Regions from separate parts of the Mus musculus genome. Here all the other regions are linked to region 1. A link is a loop called in an ENCODE intact Hi-C map of the cell type or tissue named here. Cell type or tissue: left cerebral cortex. All regions are shown on one strand.

What was found. Hi-C counts contacts between places; a loop is a spot of excess contacts. Peaks named below come from ENCODE experiments on the same cell type or tissue, not always from the same donor. Only the 100,000 strongest peaks of a DNase experiment are listed, where the experiment ranks them.
Region 2: a loop joins it to region 1, with 3 times the contacts of the local background. A loop is called at or near these places in 4 of 42 quality-filtered maps.
Region 3: a loop joins it to region 1, with 8 times the contacts of the local background. A loop is called at or near these places in 14 of 42 quality-filtered maps.
Region 4: a loop joins it to region 1, with 4 times the contacts of the local background. A loop is called at or near these places in 2 of 42 quality-filtered maps.
Region 5: a loop joins it to region 1, with 2.9 times the contacts of the local background. A loop is called at or near these places in 3 of 42 quality-filtered maps.

The regions. Positions count from the first base shown.
Region 1 is chr12:97,870,025-97,875,024 of GRCm38, forward strand. Gm35326 (a long non-coding RNA gene) reads right to left here and starts at 3,725. Exons shown (of 3, transcript XR_381821.2): 1 at 3,469-3,725; 2 at 2,494-2,619; 3 at 162-751. In left cerebral cortex, a CTCF peak has its summit at 2,593 (motif pointing left); a DNase peak (open chromatin) is centred at 2,586.
Region 2 is chr12:97,518,595-97,523,594 of GRCm38, forward strand. No RefSeq gene overlaps it. Among named protein-coding and RNA genes, the nearest start is that of Gm35274, 220 kb to the right of the region's middle. In left cerebral cortex, a CTCF peak has its summit at 2,209; no DNase peak of the experiment used is centred here.
Region 3 is chr12:98,179,165-98,184,164 of GRCm38, forward strand. No RefSeq gene overlaps it. Among named protein-coding and RNA genes, the nearest start is that of Gm47415, 73 kb to the left of the region's middle. In left cerebral cortex, CTCF peaks have their summits at 1,252, 1,452 (motif pointing right) and 2,880 (motif pointing left); DNase peaks (open chromatin) are centred at 1,755 and 2,795; H3K4me3 peaks cover 205 bases; H3K27ac peaks cover 667 bases.
Region 4 is chr12:97,225,452-97,230,451 of GRCm38, forward strand. No RefSeq gene overlaps it. Among named protein-coding and RNA genes, the nearest start is that of Gm40552, 14 kb to the right of the region's middle. In left cerebral cortex, a CTCF peak has its summit at 3,002; a DNase peak (open chromatin) is centred at 3,010.
Region 5 is chr12:97,972,390-97,977,389 of GRCm38, forward strand. No RefSeq gene overlaps it. Among named protein-coding and RNA genes, the nearest start is that of Gm35326, 100 kb to the left of the region's middle. In left cerebral cortex, a CTCF peak has its summit at 1,954 (motif pointing left); a DNase peak (open chromatin) is centred at 1,910.

The DNA of each region.
Region 1 (5,000 bases):
TCTCTATTCCTAGAGGATGATATATTCTTTTATAAAATCTCATACATCCATGGGTTGATATGATGCAAAATATAGCACATTGATCCCAAACTATTGATGACAAATCTAATCCTCATGAGTTACTATGAGTAAACTTTCCTTCCTAGAATTAAGTGGTGGTGAAGTATTTCTGGTGAATCAGTATTGCTATTCAGATTGGCCTGGTTGCATGGATTCCAAAGTGTTTGCTTCTAATATTTTAACATTAAAAAAAATCAAGAGCAGGAAAAGAAACAAATTTCACAGTGTACACTACTGAAGTTGGATGTTAATGTTTTATCAAACGTGTTCATTAATCCATTTGTTTCTATTGAGTCATCAATTCATTTTACTGTTTGGTGCACTTCAGAATAAACAGTTGACCTCCATACACTTTGCCCATGACTTCAGCAACCATCTTATTAACCCGTGAGTCTTAACTTAATCACTGTATTTTTCCAGCTCTATTGAAATCAATATACTTAGCAGTTATTAGATTCTGTCTTCATCTCCATTTGACCTTGAGTGTCAAAGTAGTTTGATCTTCAAAAATTGGCCGTAAGGAAGAATCCCAGAAATCAGAGGAGGTCCTTGAACTGGTCCCAAGCTGTAGTGCCAGACACACTCTTGGCTTTGAGCTCTTTCCATACACTCTGCTCCTCAAACTATTCCAAGCAGGTAGACAACAGTATAGTTCTTTTCTCAGGCAGTGTTGAGCACATAGCAGTGTCGCCTATCAATATAAAATTTGGTATTTTAGTGAGAACATCTATTTTATCTGACTCTATTTGAAGATAGATATAGATAGACATAGATAGATACAGATGATATGTAGACATAGAAACATAAAGATAGATAGATAGATAGATAGATAGATAGATAGATAGATAGATAGATAGATAGATGGATGGATATGTAGATATAGAGATATATGATTCTTCCTAGGGAAGAACTGTATAAAATAATTTCACAGACAAAGTCTTTCCTTTATGACTGCCTGGATATGAGCTGAACAAGGACAACAATAGTCATTGTGGTTGGGGCAGAGACCACAAGGTCTCCACCTTATATAGTGACTTCCAGTAACTAAGGAAAGCTGAAAGCAAGCAGGAGAAAGAGTCTGCCCCAGGAAAGAGCAAAGCAACTGGTTATCCAATACCAACAAGTTACATTATACAAACTGAGCAGGGTGAACTCATGTATGTATTCAGAAATGTGCATGTGTGCGTGTGCATGTGCGTGTGTGTGTGTGTGTGTGTGTGTGTGTGTGTGTGTGTGTGTGTGTGTGTGAAAAAACAATTAGAAAAAAGATAGGCCATGATTTTTTAAGAGGAAGGAGAGGTATATGAGAAAGTTTGCAAGGAGGAAAGAAAATAGGGAAATGATGTAATTAAAATCTCCAAAAATAAAAATTCATTTATAAAAGTAGGTATCTGACAAATTTTAAAAAAATCTAAAATGATTTAAGACATAAAGGAAACAAGTCAAGGTTTCTACAACTGTTGAGGACCTTGGGCTCGCTCTCTAGACTCTGCCCTCCCAGACTGACTTCCAGACAGACTGACTCCCAGACTCCTAGACTGCACTGTCTCTTGCCTGCCACTTCCCACCATTGACTTAGGTTTAGCTTCCTTCACCCCAAACCCTCATTTGCTTCCCTACATTACACATTCACTATAGATCATTTTTGTTTATCTATCTATCCTGGTGATTAGTGAGAATCTGTGTCCATTAAGCTGACTTTGATGCATCATTAAATAGAAGACAAAGGAGAAGAGAGGTAACGAAATGTCAATAGTGGGTGATATTTATGGCATTCCCCCGGCATGGGAACCAACGATGGTTCTGGCTTTTAACCGGAGTCTCAACCCTATGACTCACTGTTTGGAAGACCTTGTGAGTTACAACCTCTAGCTTCCTGTCTTGGTAGAGAATGCCCACTGGAATTAATAGGTGCAGAAAGCATCTTGTGACCTGCTTCTGCCATACTGCCTCAGTCTCCCAAAGCATACAGCGCAGCACTCACAGCCACATCAGAGGCTCAGTAGGCCCTTATTTTCCTGGAACACTGAGTTGAGAGACAACACAGAATTCACCTCTATTTCAACCTTGACCTTCCTGAGTGAGCATCAATGTTTTGGAAACAGCAAGACCCTAAATTTTTAACTCATATATGCTTATGCAATAATGAAAATAGTTATTGAGCATAAATAAATAAATAAATATGCTCTCTAATTTGTTTCTTCTACCAGCCTCTCCTAGCATTCAGAATAGCACCTTTAAAAGGGTTCTTTAAGGCTTTAGCTTCTTACCTCAGTACTACTGTTAACCATATCTCCCTCTCCCTCCCCCTCCCCCTCTCCCTCTCCCTCTCCCCCTTTTTCTCACCTTCCCCCTCCGCTTTTCCCTCCCTATCTCCCTCTCCTCCTCTCACCTTTAGGAGACCATCATATGCCTGGGGTGGTTGGTTATTACCTTATCCCTAAAATGTTGGAATTGACTGTGGCTGTAGGAGGCAAGGTGGTGAACTTGAGTCTCCACAGACTAACAGTTCTCAGCTCTCTGCTGCCCTCTCGTGGGAACTTGGCACAGTGGTTGTTCCTAGAGGGAAGCACTCTGTCATTGTTGAGCTAGGTGGCAGGAACCATATGATATTGTTTTAAGTATACATACACCAAAAGAAGACACAAGAAATAATTTTCACCCCTTCTATTACTATTAAGTACATGGATAGAGTTTCATTTTATTAATAATAATAGCTTTCAGCATCCATTTAATGTAATATAACATATTTCAAATGCCTGGGATGTTCTCCCTCTTTTGCCTTTATTTCCACTTCCTGTTGATCTTTGTTTCTATTTCCTGTTAATCTAGGTTTTATATTTTATGCCTTTCTAACTCTTTCTAACTCCCTGCCTCCATTTTTCCCATTCACACACCAGTCTAAAATTCCTTAACTTGCTTTTCAGTGATATCGCACTATGTCTGCTAGACCCGCATCTCTCTATTCTGATTTGAATACAGAAGAGCACGGCGGGCATTGAGAGTCATGATTGTCTTTTATCTCCTCCAAGAAACGTCCAAAAGTTCTGCATTATTAAAGGAAATGAAAGGAATTAAAGAGAATATCATAGTGACCTATAGAAATGACAAGAGGTATTACGTTGATGGATGGGTACTGAAAAAAATAAAAAATTAAAAGATGGCCACTTTCAACTCTCGTCGAAGACAGGTCCTCTGTAATTCATTTTTTGTACCTAGATATCCAAGGGTGTTTACAGCTAATGAGCATGCTCCCCAGAGGTATATTCTAAGTCACTGTAACTATCACTAAATAAGTCAGTTTAGCTTAAGGAGGACCTTTGGTTATTCATCATAACCTGGTAAAAGCCTTCTTACTACCCTCCACCACCTGAGGCATGTTTTTATTTCTCTTCCAAACACTGGTACCTTGGTTTCATTTGGTTTGATGTGGTTTCTTTTTCCTCCCAACACATCACATTGGAGCTCTGCAGTCAACTTTTTCTTTCCTCTGTCTCCCCAGAAACAATAGTGTTGCCTCGGTGTAGATGGAGAGAAAGGCAATAAAGAGCGCGAAGTTCCTGGCTTTCCTGTGTAGGGAGGAGATGAAGCACAATGTGGATGCGGGACATCCAATGCTCACATCTTCAGGGCAAGTAGAGGGAGCTGGACCACTGCAGCTTCCCTGGCAGCAAGGCAATGAAAAGGGGGAGGGGGATCACCTTAAAAATATATAGCATGATTGTCAATGATAACAGCAGAAAAATCAGCCGTGCCCACTCACAACCCCAGACACACAGGAGATGTGGGCAATGTTAATAGTTTCTAGATCTGAACAAAGCACATCCTCTTGCTCCCAAAATTCCATGAGGACCTAGATAGGCCTTTTCTAGCCAGGGATCCGTCACAATGAACATCCCTCAAGCCCTCTTTCAATGATGTTTAAAACTTCAGATACAATGAAATAACCCGCCTAAATAAAATAACCTATCTCTGTAATAAACTCATAATCAATAACCAAGACTCTCATTCTCTGAAGGTGATCCTCCTAGGTTGTAAACTCTGAAGCAGAACCTGAACCTAATGGAGAGATTGGAAGGAAGGGAGTAGAGAAACAAGATTAGACCAAGAGAAGCTGGATACTAACGCAGGGAGGTTGACGCCTTGATTCCAGTTGGTACCAAAGAGTTCAAGCAGCCTCCGAGATTTAGATTAAGGAGAGGAAGATGGGGTTTTATAACCTCAAATTAAAAGCCATTACATCAAGTCTACCCCAGAAGGCCATCACCCTGGACGTACAATCTTGCCCTTGTGAATCATGATGCTGACACTCTTAGTGGGTAAGACAATAAGTGTCCCTTTTAAAGCAAGGAGTTGGGTCCTCTGTACCCAGCAGTTAGTGTCCTGCCTCTTGTGATAGGAGCTAAGGTAGACCTATGTCCCTATGCCACCTTCCACTGTATGCCAGCAATTGTCATTATTGTCTTTTTCTATTGGAGTATTAAGACATAAAAATAAGTTCCCGATCTAAAGTCACCCGGCCTTCCAGGAGAGGCTAGGAAGTCCTCCTGTAGTTCTTCAAATAACGTAGGGAAAACCAACTATCCATGGGATCTAGCAGTGAGTCCTGGTTGATCCCTGTTGCTCCAATGCTCTAAAGAAGGTGCTTACAAGGGACTTGTAGCCTGAAATGACTGAGACCCACTTGACCCTCTCTGGCCACTCCCCCTGCACCATTCTTCCCTGGACTCAGTGGTCAGAGCCCAGTAACTTTAGCCAGAATACAAATCCCTCTATCATGCCATCTTCCATCTCAGCTGTTCTAGGAGAGTCGCTGCAAAAGCAGGCAGTTTTAAAGATTAGACTGCATGCATTCTCAGGCCACGGTGCTGATAATCTATGCAGCCAAGTGGTTTCAGCTTCCATGGGTTCACCCTGGGCACTGCCCATGAAGCCAATGG
Region 2 (5,000 bases), 350 kb before region 1:
TGCCTTCGTAGTCAACTGGTCTTTATTATTTCTTTGTGTATCTTAATGTCCTCTCCTTCTAAGTAGACTAGTCAAATTCAATTAGGGAAGACCCCACTATTTTTGTTTGAGTTTAATTGTTCATCTAAAACACAATCTCCCAAAACAGCCGTATCTTGACACACTGGGTGTTAATACTTAAGTATGTTATTTAGAGTGATACAGCTGAGCCTATGATGCTGGTAGATGAAGAAGTTGCATTTGTAAGGAAAGAAACGAGCACTGCGAGGATCTACCTACTTGAAACTGACCAATAAACATTGACTGTAATTATGATAATACAAATAACCTCATGGGCATTTGTTCCTTTCCAGTAGAGCAGACTGATATCATACTTAAATATCTGGGGTTTACTTCCATTGGTAACACCAAAGCTGCTTCCATTCTTACTCTCTGAATCCATAAAGATTATATCTAATTCAGTCATCAGGTACATGCCAAAAAACTATCATATGTTAGACACCAAAGTATTTATGAAAAGAGAATCTTATTTATAACATAAAAATATGCCATTAAGCTAAACTCAACACGTTTAATTAATTCACCTTCTTGTGTTCTCTGTTGTTCTGTGCTAAGCATTTTAATGCTTATACTTACAGATTATGTCAAAATATTGTGTCAAATTAAAAGTAAAACATATGCTATGATTTCTTTTGGCAAACAGTTTACTTCACTTGTTTTGATTCATGAATACTTGCTCATTGGTGGGTTCTGTCCCTATTTGCATTACTTAACTAGGTTAAAGCCCTATCTTCGAGAAGTCTAAATATTTTATATTTTAAAGACACTCTCATGATACGTAAGTGTATGTTACAGAAAATATATACTTTGAATGGAAATATGCATATATGTGTATGCATATGTGTAGATATATTTCTATATCTGAGTTGTAGATAATAGAGAGTAAATTTTTAATATGATAGATTTAGCTTCCTAAATAAAGCATTAGTAAGATATATTTGAAGATATAATTGATAAATTTAAAACTTGATATATTTATAATTAACAAGGATAAAAATCTAGGATCATTAGTTTTATTTCTGGTCATGAATCTTATTAGATATGTGAATTTATAAAGAACCAAACAAAGAGGAATGGCACCTCTTCCGTAGCTGAGAGTCATTAATTCTTTGTTAATGCAACACACTTTGGCTCTTCGGGCATTATTACAATGAAGAATTGTGTTTTACAAAACAAGTCAAGAAAATACATTAAATCATGACCCCTTTCCTTTGCAGGACTCCAGTCTAAGTGCCCTGAAATGAACTTTTTAGTTAATTAGTATTCCTCTGTTTGTCAGTTCAAGTAATTACTCTTCTCAATTTAATTGAAGTGTTATAGTGAGGTGCTAAGAGCTTGGGAGGAGAGCCACCTGATGAATTGAGTTCACTGGAAACAAAGCAGAGAGTTGCCATCCAGAGTCAGTGGAGCAGCCTGTTGGAAGGTGAAGAGGGGTAGACAAGTGATGGGAAGAATTAACATCTCCTGCTCCAGTAATTGTGTTGGAAGGATGGGTTTCAAATATCCATTAATTTAAGTGGTCTTTATTCCATCATTAAGCAAACAGCATATTTGGCACCAGCTTTTTCATACATTTAGCACAAATAGACCATGGAGTGCGTACATGCCCTTGGGAGTAATTCTTACAGGATACATCTGTGCCCCTTGTGCCCGATGCCGATGTAACCAAGGTTGGATGATTACTAGGCAAGCTCACAAGAGCACTGCTGCTTCTCCGGGGGGTGGTGTGGGGGATCAGAAATGAAGCTTTTCACCTCTTAGAGCTGAAACCTCAAGGCCTGTTTGTTCAAGGGTAATATGTCCCAGAGAAAATGGCTTGGTACCACTCAAGCTCCTACAATCCTGAAAGTTTTAACTTAATAAATCAAAAATAGAAATGTCATACTCTCCAGGGTCTAATCACCATCACTAGCCTCCTTGAATCTACTCCCTCCCAACAATATCTTGGAATTTCTGAAATTGGAGTATCTCCTAACATTTTCCTGCTCTAACCCCTTGCAAAGACCGATAAGTTAATATTTGGTTAAATCTCAGACATTAAAAATTATTATGCCTCAATAATCTCTGAACACATAAATGAGTTTTTTTTTCCCTTGCACGTGTCCTATTAGATGGAAAAAGAGATGTCAGGTGATATTGTGTGTCTCATCTCCTTTAGTTTTCTCCACAAGGGGATGCTAATATGCCAGTATTCTTATGTAGATGAATATCATAGTTCTAAAAAACATCTAAGACTGGATTTTATTCATTTATTGAAATAACCAATAAATATCCATTTTGAGTTACTGTAATAGAAATACACACACACACATTGAATACTCTAATTAGGGAGCATCCTGAAAAATAATGGTCCTGACTTCAAACACAGATCTAAAGCTTGGGCCCTGAGGCCATGCTGCTTTGAATTGTCAAAAATAAAATGAGGACATTTGACTCTTCTGGCTAAAGCACACGGCACTGAAACAATTAGCGTAAACTCTGCTGATCTGTATACAAATATCATCCCCTCCAAAAACAAAAAAGCATGAATAAAAATGGATCTTGATACCTGTAGTACCCAGGAGGCATGGGTCTCCATCAGTGCCTCTTTGAGACCCTGCATCTCTATCTAATACTTTCCATGGCCATGTATTCTAGCCCATGTGCCTCTTTTTCAGAACCTAGTATAAGCCCTTCAGTTTGAGAATAAGCCATGGTGTCATGGAAATGCCCATACTCCAGTATATTGCATTGTTGATTTTGACTTTGTCAGAAGATAGAACCTAAATATCCCTAGGTATTTAGGCTGCTATTCCCAAAAGTCAATTAACCAGTAGTCATCTTGACATGAAGTGTCCAAAATTAACAGTTTCATTCTTAAAACCATGGTGAATTTCAACCTTAGACAAATTAGACTTTAAAAATTACTGAAGTCAGGACTGGAGGGATGGCTTAGAATTTAGGTGAACTGGCTGCTTTTCCAGAAGACCCAGGTTATATTCACACCATCCACACAGCAGCTCACAACTATCTCCAGTACAATGTAACCCTTCCTCTAGTGTATCAAGAATATCAGACACTCAGGGGGAACTGACATACATGCAGAGAAAACACCAACACACATAAAAATATGTAATTACATTAATAGATCTAATATAGTGCCATAGTAATTATATTAAATATTGCTTAGTTAGCACACCTTTATCTTACATGAAAGTATTAGTATAGATATACCAATGGGAGAGAGAGAGAGGAGAGAGAGAGAGATGCAAGAAGGTCCTAGAATGTTTAATGCTTAATGCTACATTAGATAATTATTTTAGAAGACCAACATTAAATTGTTGGGCAGAAGAAAGCACTAAGTCAAAAATCTGACCAAAATTCATAGCTGAACACATGACCCATAATAAACAATTTCATTTATGTCCTTTGGTGATAAAGAAGACTAATGTTGGATCATGCCTATATTTTGAGTGCCAGGGCATACAGTATATCCTGTAAATGTTTCTGTAAACTGCCTTTGCTTCTGCTTCTCTTCACCATCACTGTTTTCTCATTCCACCTACTTGTCTTGCTTGTTGTCCTTTTCACATTGCATGCTATATACAGAGAGGCACCTTAGTTTATTCTGGATATTAAGGAGGACATAAAGGCATTCGTTAAAAATTAATGACTGAAACTCTGCTGTGCTGGAGGACCCTGATAAGGTGACCTCAGCCAAATGACTGAGGTAACATCTTCAATGACAAATTATATGGATGCCATATTCCCTTGGTAGACGATGTGATAAAATGATAATTTACCTCCTTGGTGCTCCCGAAACCCATTGCCCCATTGCAAACATGGGAGAAAGTATCAGACAAATCCTAAAGAAAGGAAAATTTATAAAATAGTTGACCAATAAGTATTCTTTCAAACCACCAGTTCTGAAAAACCTAAAACAAAGAAAATGTTGGAGAGTCTCTCACAGTTAGAAAGATCTTAGAAAGATTATATAACTAAAGACAATGGGGACATCCAGGACAGGTATGAATGGAACAAGACCATGGGCAAAATCTAGAAGAATTTGATCAAAATATAAATTCCTATTCATAATGGTCACTGCTATTTCATTAATTATAACAAACTGTTGTCATTTAAAGCAATAATGATGGGGAAACTGCAGAGTGTCTAGAAACTCTCTTCATGCATTAGTTATTATAAACCCATTTAAGATAGAGGCATCTATAAGAATAAGCAATAGAGTCTGATTATTGTAGATACAAGATGACTGACATCCTGCCTGTGGTGTGGTTTTGGACAAACACTCTGGCTTACAAGATTATGTTTCCTGCATCTCTATGGGGCTGGTATAAGTAAATGTTTTTTAACAGAAGAAACATATCGCACAACTAAGCGAATTTAGAAAAGAATGTTTTGGAGACTCCAGTGAATAAAAGGCAAAGATGATGATCAGTTCGAGTGATCATGGTGTGAAATTTCTTCCGAAGTATGACAGACTACTCCAGTGAAGGAAAGAGTACTCAATCAACACTGTCTGGCCCACGTCTTCTGCATCCCATTTCCTAACAAAGGCAGAATGCAAACACCTTGTGAAGAAAGTGTCTTATGTCCCATAGGAATCAACTTCAATAATATCTTAGTGTCCGTAAGCATAGGACACCTGCTCATTCTACTTGCTATTTATTCATAAGTCCCTCCTTCCGGCTTCTTTGAGAGCTCTCTGGCACCTTGACCCTGGCAATATAATCCACAAGTTTTTATGGAAACTAGTCAAGTTTACCTTCCGGTTTTCACTCTGTTTGTCTAGTTTCTTTGGTCTTCAGATTTCTATACCTTCTATCATCTCAAAAATAAAAGTGGTAATGCAAGCCATATTAATAAAGATGTCAGCTTGCTGACCTTCTGGTAGCATAAACAAGGGAATTTACAAAGGAGTAGGTGGGTCTCCTATTATATTA
Region 3 (5,000 bases), 310 kb after region 1:
TTGCACTTATCCAACCATCTTACAAAACCGTGCTCCTTAAAATTGTGGGATGTAGAATGAAAAACCCATCAGGATTTAATGACCGTATTTCAACCTCTTACTGCTGAGCAGAACTTGGCTTTTTTCAGCGTTTCCACCATTATTCAAACGGGAAGGGGATCAAAAGGTACAGTTTTGAGGGGTGTTTTTTTTAAGCTGCCACAAACCATTCATCAAAGTTAAGCACCTTGTTAGGGAAAGGGAGAGAAGACGGAGAGAGACCATGTACATGAGGGTTTGGAGAATATTTAAAAAAGACAATCTCACAGTCTAACAAAATACAATTAACTGAATTTCATCAGGGCTTCTATAAAAAATACACAAAGAATCAATAGGAGGCATAAAATCCAAAAGTGGGTTGTTATCTCTAGACCAGAAAAAAAACATTTCATTAGGCTGAAAGATTTTACACTCCCATTGGGAAAATTGCTTTTCCCTCACACCCTTTGCTCTGCTCAGTACAGAAACTCAATTGAGAAGTCAATCATCAAAGCCACTTAGCAAATGTCACAAGGTGCTGCTGCTCTCCTCAGACATTTGTTTCCTCAATGGGAAATTCAGCTGCTAGGAGCCCTGGCCCCTTTCTTCCCTGTTGACTGACACTCCCCCATCTCTCAGTGGTGTTTTCTTCTCTTGCTGTGTCCTTTACTGTTTGTCTGCGCTTGTTGTTATAGGGAGAAAAAAATCCAATACTCTAAGGTCCTGGGCAACAACAGCTTTTCCCTTTAACATCCCAGCGTTCTTGACACTCACCACCCCAGTGAGAGCCCTGCTTGCCCGAGTTATAAATGAACATCCCTGTCCATCCCTGCAGCCGGGAAAGCCCTTTGGAGGCTGATGGCTGGAGATGTCCTCTTTTGGCATGGCATCCTCGGAAAGGCCTGTTGCTTAGGGGGCGGGCGCTCTGCCTGGTCATCACCCTGCAGGCCACAGATCAACAAGGCTTTCCCTCCCCCCAAAATAGAAGCAAAACCAATGAACAGGGACACGCGGAGAACCCAGGATGGAATTTTGAAGATCAGACACACGCCATCAAAGAAAGAGCTTGAAAAAGATTCTGGAGTTGTCCTTATAAAGTATTGAGCTGAAAAGAGTGTGGCAAGAGACCACTATGCCAAAGCTTGTAGTGAAGGGTAATCAGCGGGAAGGAGCAATTTACCGAGCGCCCCCTGTGGGCCGTGGTTATGTGTTCCATCATTGTGTTTCTGAATTCTGTCTACTGGCCAGCAGAGGCCGGTTCCTTCTTTTATGTGTGTTCTATTTTTTAAATGACTTTTTTTTTTTTTTTTTTTCATTTTACGCGTCTGGGTATCCGTCTGCCTGTATGTCTGCGCACCACATGTATGCGGTGCTCAAGGAGGCCAGAAGAGGGCGTCGGATCCCCTAGAACTAGAGTTATAGACCATTGTTAATTGTCACGTGGGAATTGAACCTTGGTCCTCTGGAAGATCATCGGGTGCCCTAAATGGCGGAGCCATCTCTCCAGCACGACTGCTTCTGTTTTAAAGCACAGGGCTGTGAAACTCACACAGGACATGTCTGAATGCACCTTATCAACTACCAAGTTCTTTACAGAGAATGATCAATGTTTTCAAACCTAAGGGAGTGGCTTGTGCTATTAGTGGACCAGTGTCTGTGGGTGGGATGGTGTGTGTGTACATGTACACGTGCGGATATACAGTTAAGTGTGCATGTGTTTGTTCACTTAACTAACTCAACTAACCAGACTTACTGTGCACACATCTCTAACTTACTTCGTCCTGGCCACGTGGACGTGTCTTAAAGATAGCAGATGGTGACAATGGCGGGCAGCCACAGTGGGGCCCTGGCTCCCCATGAACATCCTGGCATCTATCTGCCACTAATCCTTAAATTTGGAAAGCTATCACTGACAGTCTTCAGCCCAAACTTTCTGTCCTCTCTCAGTCCCCCAGCTGCTTAGAAGCAATTTATCTAATCAATAAAATTAAGAATCTTGATCTTAAGCTGCTGTTAAGAAAAAATTTGCTTCTACTTAAAGAATGTGCCTATGTGTGAGTCCCACTATCCAGTCCTCTGCAGCGAAACCGACAAACATCTTGTTCTGCGCTACTAACAGCTCACGCACCACCAGGCATTCGGTGCAAACATCATTATTTAATATATTGCTTCTGTCAAAGGTCAAAAATGGAGCTGCGCTAATATGAAATTGCAGTCGAAAAAAAGAAGAAATGCTCACATCCCACTACCAAGTGAAAATCATGATATAACAGCAGTTAATAGGATCATAGTTGTGTGGTCTGCTTCAAATGGCTTCAGAGCCAGTTAGCAAATCAACATCACCTGCCCTTCAAAGATCGAAGCCTTAGCCAGGCAAACCTGTGTCTGGCCATCCAAATGTGGAGGTGGACGACGAAAGGTTTTTAAGCTATAGCATGAAGCTGGCTTAAATCATATGTTGCTTAGAAACTGATAGTAAAACTTATGGAAAAAATACCAGTGTGCTTCATATGATACTAGGTAACTCTTGGGTGGGTGAGACAGCTTAAAAGGTAAATCGCTTGCAGCATTGCAAGCCTGACAACTAAACTCAGCCTCTTGGTTAATCCTTGGTCTCAAGAGAGAGCTGACTCCAAAAATGTTGTCCTCCAGTCTCCACAGGAGCTCTGTGACATGTGTGCAAGCAAGTGCACACACACACCGCACACACACGCACGCGCGCAGACACACTCACAAGCTTAGAATACCTTTAGATTTATATACAGAAAGCTTTTTGCATTCCAACCTCTCCATTGAACCTTAAGAACGCCTTTTTTAAAGACACCATACTTTAACTGGAGTCATGCTGCCATCTAGTGGACATTCCTAAGAACTGAGGTATTTCTGTCCTGGAGAAATCTCCGACAGGGATCCAATACAGTTTTTCCTGCGGGCAGCATTTTTCACACTAGCCCTGGTTCCTGGCATAGTAAAAAGATATTTTCAAATGTGTCAGTCACTCTCAGTGATCTGGAGTAGAATTTCTGTGTTTCAGCTTTTGTCTAAAATTGAGAAGACTCAGTAGAGAAAACTTATCTCCCCAACCCCCAGGAAAGAAGCGCCCAGAGACCAAGCATTCTGTCCCTTTTGCTCAGGTCTGCTGTGTGCCTTTGAGGAAACAGACCTCAAAGAGATAGCGAAGGACCCTGACATGTTACTTTCTTTCCCTTCTTGTTGTTCCCAGACAACTGTAAACACCGCTGTGTGATAAACACGGTACCGTTAGGAAAGGGACATGTCACCTCAAACTTGCACACATCAATGTGGTTGCAAAGCTACAGCATGAGGGAGAGATCAGAGAAATGGCTCCTTCCTCAAAGAAGGAGCCAGCAAGTGTCATTTCACATCGCTGTGTCTCGGATCCTCATCTTGCTCGGTGGGTCGTGGCTTCAGGGGATGCGCACATGTAGTTATATCGTGTGTGAGTCTCGTTACCTTAAAAACAAGACAAAAGTATTTCTCACATTTTCATTTGCCCTCTTCTGTTGATAGCAGGCTTTTATTGCTATCAAAAACCAAATGGCCAGCAGACATACAAGTAGCATTCTATGGTCTGAGAAGGTTATATCTATGTAGTTATGAATGTGTGTGTATGTGTGTGTGTGTATGCATATATTTATTTATTTATTCTTTGAGTCTGTGGAGTGTAGCATGGTGCCTGTATTTTATGGCTAATATCCACTTAGAAGTAAGTACATACCATCATACCATGCATGTCCTTTTGGGACTGACTCCCAAATTCTTATATGTAATCAAAGCCTCAATGTTCTCCCTCTGGGTTCTCTTTCGGCTCTTTAAGCAACAATAACTTCAAAACAATAACTTTAAAATAATCCAAGTCTTTGAAAGAGAGCAAGAAGGCAAATGGGAGGAAATGGAGAAGGTACATGATATAATTATATTAATCTCAATTTTTTTAAATCATTGTAAAAGCTAAATAAAATCTCCCAAAACAAAGCTCTAGGGCATGGGTATTAAAATACCAATTTTCTATGGACCCTCCAGGCTTTTTAGAAGTCCTGAAAGGTAGGATTATGGGAGCCGTCACTATCAAGGCCCTACATCCCAACCCCTGCAACCCCACAAAATAAACAGATACAATTCTGAATAGGACATTATGTTAAAATGCAGAATGTAGAATGATGCCTGTGTACACTGATGACAGCAATGTCAACACGCACCTGCGTGTCAGTAAAGAGCTGAAAGAGAACCCGAAGGGAGAACACTGAGGCTCTGATTACGTATAAGAATTGGGAGTCCGTCCCAAAAGGATATGCATGGCATAGACTCACTTACACATGAGTATTCGCCATAAAACATAGGATACCTATGACACAAAGAAGCTAAACAAGAAGGAAGGGCCCAAACAAGGAAACTTGAATTTCACTGAGAAGGGGGGATAAAATAGTCATAAGAAGCAGATGGAGGGAGAGAAGAAGGAAGGAGAAATGATGGGGGGGATGGGGGATTCGGGATCAGGTGTGGGGAGGGACAGGAGAGAAGGGCAGATGACCAGAGAATGAAGAGAAGTCTGCCCCTGACTGCGATGGGGAGGTGGGAGCACTTTAAGGATGAGACAGAGACCTGGGATAAGGGAGGCTCCCAAGAATCAGGGGGGGATGACCTTAGCTGTGACTCACAGCATTGGGGATATGGGATTTGAAGAGGCTACTTCCAGTAGCCAGGCAAGAATCCCAGCGAAACGATAGAGACACTAACTCACCCACAAAACTTTCAACCCGAAATGTATCCTGTCTACAAGAAGTGCAGGCATGGGGGAGGGAGCAGAGACTGAGGGTATGACCAACCAATAATTCACCCAACCTGAGACTCATTCCATGGGCGAGCACCAGTTTCTGACACTATCAGTGATACTCTTTATGCCTGCAGATGGGAGCATGGTGCCCTCTGAGAGGTTCCACCCAACAACTCACTCAGACAGA
Region 4 (5,000 bases), 640 kb before region 1:
AGAGACCTTATTTGAGGAGTTTCTGAGTAAAAAAACAAAACACAACACACACACACACACACACACACACACACACACACATGCACAGACAGACACACACATGCACACACACACACACACACACACACACACACACACACACGTGCATGAGTGCATCCATGCATGCATGCACACATGCACAATATATATACATATGCATACAAATGCACTGACACACAAAGACCCACTGCAGATTTTTTGCTTTATTTTGTTTTGTTTTGTTTTTTGTCTTAGTTTTTTAGTTGGGAAAGATCATCTCACCAACTTCTCCCCTTTGCCTGTGACTTACATTGTCAGCTCACCTAGATTCAGGGCCTCTACACTCAGACCATATTACAGCACTGACCACAGTCTTTCCTACCTTCCATCCCTGAAGATGGCAGCTCACAGCATTTCCCATTCTTCATGATCTTAGAAACCGCCGGGCAGGCATGGTGGCACATACCTTTAATACAGGTACTCGCACTCGGGAGGCAGAGGCAGGCGGGTTTCTGAGTTCGAGGCCAGCCTGGTCTACAAAGTGAGTTCCAGGACAGCCAGAGCTATACAGAGAAACCCTGTCTCGAAAACAAAAACAACAAAAAAACAAACAAACAACTTACAATTGTAGAAACCAGATATTTTCAGGAAGACTCAACAGGCAACTGGACAGATATAGATAATAGATATGTACATATATTCTACAAACTTTGCATATTCTATGTACATCACACACAAATTTGTGAGTGTGTGTGTATGTGTTTGTTATCCCTCCCATTTTGTTTTATTTATTTATTGTTGAGTCTCACAATGGTTCTGTTTGCTGGAGAACTCTGAATAGCACCTCAGACATCCTTCTATAAATGTTACAAGTTATTTCATCACAAATATTATACAACATTTACATGTCTCTAAACATTAGTTATCTTATTTTATTTTTAAAAATACATTGAAAACTATACCAACCGGATCTCCTTAGGGAAACCTTCTCTTTAAAAAAAAAAAAAAAAAAAAAAAAAAAAAAGGACAATTTGTTGTTGGATAAGCAATGGGTGTGATCTTCCTTGGGGAAGATTCTCTTTCTATCCTGGATTATTCTTTTATTACCTGGACCTCTTGTGCAGGACTCAGGCCTTGTGAGCTTTCTCATCTCCACTAGTATATCTATTGTAATCACTCTTGTTCATCTCGTATTTGGATAGACATCTCGGCAAGACTTTATGCATATTGTTTATGACATTCTTAGAAAATACAGTCAAACAAATTCATTCTTTCTCTGGCTTTTATAGAAATAATACAACAATTAGTTATCTGATGTGATATGATCAACCCTATATGCTCAAAAATAAAATTATCTAGACTGTGAAATTATATTTGCATTTCAGAATGTGGGGGAGGGCATGGAATGTGAGAAAAACTATTAAATAAAATAATTTGAAGGAATCAATGTTTACATTTCACAGATTTAAGCATTCAGATGTGGAAAAGGCATGTGATACTTTAATGTCATAAACTACTTAGTTCAGGCTGACCAGGAATAGCAAACTCTTGTCTTCATGGAGAATCCTCGCATTTTCTTACCTTATAAGCACAGAAAACTGCTCTAGGTAAAAAATCGTATACTACCCTTAATTTGTATGCTTTGTTTTGCCTCAAGTTAAAACAAAATGAAAATAGAACGTGCATGTGTCTAGAGGCGCCTCTGTGCATCACTTTCCCTTGTGAACATGTGCTTCTCGATCTGCGTGTACCCAGAACTGTAACTGTCATATATTCTTCTTGCACTATGACCTTAGCATGAACATGCTCAGGAAGGGGCTTATCTTAAAGTGCTTATAAGCTTACTAAATAAAATTAGTTTTTCAAGGGGAGCATTGTTAAGAAATAACTCCTCCCTTGCTGTCAGTAATTAACCTTTCTTCACTCTTTTATATTCACCGATTTTATATTCAGTGGGACACAAACTCACCATCCTCAGTGGCCCTTTGAAACAGAGAGGAGACCAAATGCATTTGCAGTTTTTAATTCTGCTCTTACTTGATTCCCCAAGGAAGGGGGATGCTGGGAGGGTGAGGTGGGGTGAGTGGGTAGGTAAAGGGGTTTGGTGGATGGGTGCGTGGGTGTGTACCCTTTCAGAGGCAAAGGGGAGGGGGTATGGTGTGAAGAACTCTAGGAGGGGGGGAGGAATCAGGAATGTAAGTAAATAAAATAATTTAATAAATATTTGAAATTAAAAAAAATAAAAAAGAAAGGAGTCAGCTTAGACTGATTGCATGTTTCAGTTAAAGTCGGAGGAGTTGATGATAGAGCATGTGCAATCTCTTCCAGACTCACAAAATGAGCCCATGGCCACCTCATGGGGAGTGCTGTGCTGTCCATGCTCAGGGGGCCGCTTGGACGTCAGCTGCTCACTATGATGCTCCCTTTCTTAGGTCACACCAAGAAGTTTTCCGTACTCCCATTCTTTAGAATCATTGTCTCCCCGTTGGTACTCAGGGGACATTTGTCAGATTTCAGTATAAAGTTTTCAATGTTACCAGAAAAGAAGATGAATTTTCCAATCCTGAACAGTACCTTCCTGTGTGTGCCTCATTGTCCAATCTGACTTCAAATAAAGTCACTTCACTAGGTAATGAAAGCCCTCCAAGCTCACTAGACAAGGAAGACCTTAATTAAAATCAATGAAGAAAAAAATCTGTAAAAACAATTAGGCACTTAAGTTGACTCCTTTTAATTTGAGGTCTGAAGGTCTTCTTGGAAAATTACTGAATCGCTGGGGTGATTAAATTTGCTGCCTTGAATTAAGTTTGGGTGAAATCGAAATTGTCTCTCAGATACTGTATAATATATACCACCGAGAAGCAATTCTGGAGTAATAAAAATCCAAAGATAAAAGAAAACATTTATTTAAAGAAGCGGCTAGACGCGGGAGTCAGCTCTTCTCTAAAGCAGATTTCCTTTGTTGAAATCTTTCCCAGGCTTTTTCCCTTTAGAAACAGCGTGGTGGAGCCACTTTCTTTGAGAAATGAATAGAAGTTTTACTCTAGGAAATGTCATGCTTGCATATGAAACTTTTTGTGAGTTTTCATGGTTTACTGGCATAAAGAAAGCAGTGAACAATATAACCTCATTGTAGGATTTATTTTTGGCCTGTTGTATAACATAGGTGATGTCATAGGTGATGTCATAGGTGATGTCATAGGTGATGTCATAGGTGATGTCATGACAGACTGTGGAGGAGATTGTTCTCTCTGACAGGAATCTGTCTCACTTCTGGCATTGATTTCCAGGCCTCCTTAAATTTTCTTTGCCAAGTCCCTGTCCTATAGTCTTTCTCTGTTTTTTGTTTGTTTGTTTGTTTGTTTGGTTGGTTGGTTGGTTGGTTGGTTGGTTGGTTTTTTTGGGGGGTGGGGGTGGGGGTGGATACCTAATCACAATTGTGACCTTTTGTCTTTAATCTACATGAAATCCATTTGGCCAACCTATTTGCCTATCTTGGAGGTAATGTGACTCACTGCCTTCCAAAAATTAGCCATCGAGGCAAAAATTGTCAGACACTGTGCTCAAATTAATGGAGAAGAGCTTTTTTTTTTCATTTTCTGCATATGCCTGTGTACGTGTGTGTGTGTGTGTGTGTGTGTGTGTGTGTGTGTGTGTGTGTGTGTATGCACACACACACGCACAATGTGTATATGAACAGCCGTATGAGGAAACATAGAGTCATGCATTCCACATCATGTGTGCAGAGTGCAATGGATGCTGGTTCTAACATGCCACAGTGTGAGAGACAGAGTCCACTCTATTTCTGTTTGTAGACAGGGTCCGTGGGAATTGGGCCTGGGAATTTGTGGAGATTCTCCTGATTCTCTCTCCCTGTAGGAATGATGGAATTGTAGGTGTGGCACTACTTAGATGAGTTCTTCGCATGGCCTCTGAGCATTTAAACTAAGGTTTTCACTCTTATATTGCTCGAGGTTGAACCCAGGGAACCATTTTCCCTTGTTTGTAATGGGCTGTAAATTGGACAAATTTGAGCCCAGGCTATTTAGGATTACCTTGTGAAGGGAAAAGGAAGTTTAAAAAAGCTGAGAAGTCAGAGAAGACACTGGGTCTTTGTGATAACATGTGGACTCTAACTGACCTCATTCGAAGTCTACCCCTAGGTTTTTCCGGGTTGTTAATCTTTGCAAGTACTGTAATTCTAGTGTCTTTTTCTTATGTAACATGAAATAAATCCTTTTAAGGGACCTCTTTGTCTTCCATCTCACTGCAAACTGTGTCATATAATTTGTAAATTAAAATATACAAATGTAGCCCCCTTTTCAGTAAGATTTCCTGATGGGCTGGTGAGACTCATCAGGTAAAGGTACTTCTTGCCAAGTCTTGTCCTGAATTGGATCCCTGGGGACCACATAATGGAGAGCAGCAGCCAACTCTAACACTCTCCTCTGATCCCCATATCTGATCATCCATTCACATGGGATATTTTACACATGCTCATGTGCATGAACACAAATACACACACTCACATTTATAAAATGAAAGGAAAATATTTTCTGTTGACTAATGTTTTTAACTCCTTGATGAACATATTTGACTGACTTGAGAAATTTCTTATTCACCTCAAATTTTAATTCCTGAAAGTTTCTATCGCATCTTTAAGAAAAACTTACCACTTTCAAAAAGTTCTGCCTTAAGTTTAAGGCTCTCTTATTTGTGGGGGTGGAGTGTTATGAATGATCTCCTTGCCAAAATCTATGTTCTGAAACTTACACTCAGGTGATCATAAGTGGAAGCAGGGATTGTGTTATTTAATTTCTCATTGCTGTGACAGAATTACTGACAAAACCACTCCAGGGAGGAGCTTGTTTTGACTGACAGCTTGAGAACACATCCAACTGTAATCTTTACCAAAGAATGGTGTGGACAGAATGGCTGGAAGAGCATGGCACATCTGGTCACATTTGTCTAGAGTCAGGAAG
Region 5 (5,000 bases), 100 kb after region 1:
CACTGCCTTGCCCATGGTATTTTATCACAGCAACAGAGAAGCAACAAGTAAACTCTGCTTGAACTACCCCCTGTACTTCAGTTGCTCCCTGGAAAACATCCAGTATTCTCAACCCTTTCTTGGATCTCTTACTTTCTTTTTACATTTACAGCAGCCAAGAGAATTATTCCCTAGGGCTTGGTGCTAAGTTCCTATAAATCCTTACATATTTAAACAGCAACTGCCACAGAACTAAATGTAAGCTCTATCATTGGAAAGCTCCAACCTGGAACTTCAAAATAACAAAAATTAGTTCCCAAGCTTGCCTTGTCCAATACGGAAGAAAGATAAAGATGGGGAATGGACAGCAGCTATTTAAGCACAGTCAGCTCTACTGTTTGATCATAATCAGCACATGCATGTTTACTCATGTTTCACTTAGTAAAGGTAGTAGTAATGCCATGCATCTATTTTATAAGTAGTCCCTGTATAGCTAAATACCCAACTATGCATACTCTCCCTAAAGATCTGATACAATGCATTATGTGTCAATTTATCTACTTGTCAGTATAATGTATTCCTTATCTAATTCATTCGACTTTGTGGAATTCTTACAGGGAAGAGGAATTACATTTTTCATGATATTGTTCCCAGTGCTGGGACTATGCCAGGAGTTCAGTGACTCTCCTACACAGACACAGACACACACACACACACACACACACACACACACACACACACACACACACAAACACACACACACACACACACACACACACAGTATAGTTGTCTAAAACAACTGGTGTTGTAACACTCATCATCTCTCCTTCCAGACAAAGAAAAGAGCAAGATGCCTACTGCCACATCCTCTCACCTTTGAGTGATGTTAGCATATCATGCAAATTGCTTGTACAACAACCACCACACCCTTTTTGCTTACTAAAAGAAACCCAGTATTGTTCAGCTAGTAACAGTAGCGTGCGCAAGGAAAACTCACCTTGAAGTAGAGTAAGAATTAGAACTACTCCTATAATACTAGCTGTTAACTTGGGAATGGTGATGTGACCCAATCCTGATCATTGCAACCTGGAAGGAAGTACTTTTAGGGAGACCCTTTTGTTCTTATAATACAAGGATAAAGAATGGGTAGAAGCTGACTAGAACACAGAGGTAACTGGGAGTCACAACTGGACAAGCTTAAAACCTCCCCTTGTGGTCTGACTCTGACTTTTAAAACCAATTTCTATCAGGTATTTTGCTGAAACTGAAGTTATACTAATAAGAAAATAATAATTTAAATTTCCATTACCTTGTCATGAGAGCTTCTTAGAAAATATCACGCTATTTTGCATCATTTGAATGCCTTTTAAAAATACACTTGAAAATGGAAGGACAGAGGAGAAACAAACAAAAATTTACAATGAATCTATTTCCTTACATGTTAGAGAAAATAATAGGTCCAAGATTATCTATCTTCCCAAACAGATACAAATGATAAAGTTGGGGCATGGGTAGGCGAGTGCATTCCTTAGCTTCAGAACCAGAACACCAAACAAGGTAGAAAGGCAGAGATAAATAAAGCAACTGAAAGATGGGAGCAGAGCCCATGCAGGCTTTGCAGGCCTTTTGACTGTGTGGATTTGCATGGGGTTGAAAGGAAGACTCCACAGGCTACCTGGCCTTTCTGCACAGAGGACTGATAAGTTAAGTTCCTATGAAAGGGACAGCCTCAAGGATGGCCACTATTGGGAGTTGAGTTTTACACAACTCCTATATCGCTCTGTCCAGAATGAACTAACGAATGCAACGGTAGTTTGCGAATTTATTTTCCGCAGATGAAATCGATATGTTTCTGGAAAGGACTTTACCCTGCGTTTATTCACTGGGGAGCATTTGTGTCCTGCTGGACAGATGGTAGATGCAGGAGCCACGGTCTGGAGCTGCAGAAGACAGCGATCTCTGCTGCCATCTTCTGATGAGAGGAGAAAGGAACAGAGAAAAGGAGGAATGGTGAAAAATAAAAAGGAAGAAATGCTTCGAAAACAGCCTTTCCCTGACAAGCCAGGATGCTCTAAAGGAAAGTCTGAAAGGAAGGCCTACTCCCTTTCCAAGTAGTAGAAACAAATTCTTCACTGAACCTCTGCCACACCAACCACACTCTGGTCTATCCTTTTCCATCCTATCTGGCTGGTCCAGTAATCACTCTCAGAATGACCCAATAGAACCCCGATGTAGACTCTCTGACACTTGAGAATATAGACCTCTCTGTGTAGTTTGTACTTTGACTCAAAGACCTGAAAGCTTCACTTTATTCCTTCCCATAGAGAAAAAGATTTTTGGCTCAGGTGCCCCAAAGAATAAAGGGGACTGGAGGGTATTTATACCTTACCCTCCTGACCTGGCTCCGAGCTGGTTTTTAATCCATTGAGAAGAGCAGGAAGATAAATCCCACCATTGAAGAAGCTCTTTAGAAAACCCTCTGAAGAAGTCAGCATAAGCCAGGGCTTATGGCCTATGCACGGCTAAGGGACTCCACAATCCAGTCCATTCAGACACAGGGCTTCCAGCTTTGTTGGCAATTCAGCAGGCAAAGAGTAATCACTAGCAGAAGACTGTCATAACTGGCATTTTGTACAAGTTGGAGAAGCAGGGGCTCAATATTAGCATGAGTAAGGAGAAGAAGAATGTAGAGATCTATTAAAAGAGACATTAATCCCCTCAACCACTTAGCAACTACACATTGAAAGCCAATGATACAGCAGGCAGTGAGCTAACTCATCTCTCTCTCTCTCTCTTTCTCTCTCTCTCTCTCTCTCTCTCTCTCTCTCTCTCTCTCCCTCACCTCTCTCTCTCTCCCTCCCTTTCTGCCCTTTCTGCCCTTTCTGTCTCTTTATGTCTCTGTCTCTCTGACTCTGTCTCTCTCTCCCTTTCTCTCTCTCTCACACACACATATACGCACACACACAAATATACTTACAAACATACGTGCACATACATATAAATACACACACCTGCATACACCTACATAAATAACCACATACACATGTGTGTATACATACATACAAATGTACACACACACGAGAGCTTGTCTCCGCAGAACTTCTATTCTAACAAAAGTATCATGTCATCCATTTGAATAAAAAAATAAACCAAGGAAGAAAGACAGATAGTATTTGCATGTGAGTCAAGGTGGTTATTTAGAGGGATTCATTGACATAGTGAGCCTTGAATAAAATTATTGCTTTATGTAAACTGAATGCTCCAAGACTGGGTTCCTCTATGCTTGTTATGTCTATGATTGGATTTGTCCACTTAACACTATATAGTTACCTTCCTTGATCTTTCTAACAGGTTTTCAACTTAAATGTGTTCAGATAGAGCATGTCTTGCTCTGAACTCACTCGGTAGGACAGTCAGATGATGGCTTCTGACCCTCCTGTTTCAGTCTCTGGGTAGCTTGGAATTATAGGGCTTCATCAGTCTCAGCTTTAATTGACATGCTGACAGGACCTTGAACTACTGGGTTGAGAATACAGAATAGAGAGGGAGGTGGGCAGAATAAGGGTGGTAAAGAAGCTATTGCCAAGATCTGTTCCAGAGATAAAGGTGACTAGCACAGCCCTCTAGGAGAGAAATGATACAGTAAGGATTGCTGGCATGTCTTTTGAGGAGACAGCAAAAGTTTACGGATCCTACCAAACGTGGAGTGGAAAGAAAGGAAAGGAGTCAAATATGTCTCTGATGGTTTTCATCTGTATGACTTAAAATTGTAGCTGATCATGAGAGCAACAAGAGGAACAGCTCTTTCTCCCTCAACCAGTGTGTGTGTGTGTGTGTGTGTGTGTTCATTTCAGGAATGGGAGCATGTAGATACTAGAAGCCCATTCTCACGCACAACATATCAGATGTCTTCTTGATAACCAAGTGGAGACACTGAGAACATAGACATTTATGTCAGGGGTATTCAGGAACAACATATGTTCAATGATGAATCTCAGATAAGCTAACTGAACGCCTGAGGAAGAGGAGGACACTTGGAGTCTAACATTTGAGGAAGAAATGCCCTTACAAATATCTCAGTGTAGTGGAACATGCTTTTAGTTCAGCACTTGGGAAGCAGTAACTGGGGGGATTCTGTGAATACATGGTCAGCCTAGTCTATATAACTCCGGAATGAAGGAGTTACAGAGACAAAGTTTGGAGCTGAGACGAAAGGATGGTCCATCTAGAGACTGCCATATCCAGGGATCCATCCCATAATTAGCCTCAAAACGATGACACCATTGCTACACTAGCAAGCGTTTGCTGAAAGGACCCTGATATAGCTGTCTCTTGTGAGACTAGGCCGGGGCCTAGCAAACACATAAGTGGATGCTCACAGTCAGCTATTGGATGGATCACAGGGCCCCCAATGGAGGAGCTAGAGAAAGTATCCAAGGAACTAAAGAGATCTGCAACCCTGTAGGTGCAACAACATTATGAACTAACCAGTACCCTGGAGCTCTTTACTCTAGCTGCATATGTATCAAAAGATGGCTTAGTCGGCCATCACTGGAAAGAGAGGCCCATTGGACTTGCAAACTTTATATGCCCCAATACAGGGGAACGCCAGGGCCAAAAAGTAGGAATGGGTGGGTAGGGGAGTGGGGGGTAGGGTATGGGGGACTTTTGGAATAGCATTGGAAATGTAATTGAGGAAAATACGTAATAAAAAATTTTTTAAAAAAAGAAGTTCTAGGATAAAGAACTAACTAGGGAGATCCTTTCTTGGAAAAAATCAATTAGTATATCATTAATCATGATGTGTCTCCAAATGTTCCCATAGGCCTGTGAGATCTAGCAATGTGCACCTCAAATCATATTGTTTGTTTCTCTTAATACACTTTTGCACACATGACCTTCCTTCTCTGAAAAAGGAAATAATCACAAAGGCTACAAGTTTTCACTTGTGAGAAAGGACTCCAGAGAATGTCCAGGTAAAGTTTCCTGTGACTCATTTTATTTCATTCTATGTTCTGGGT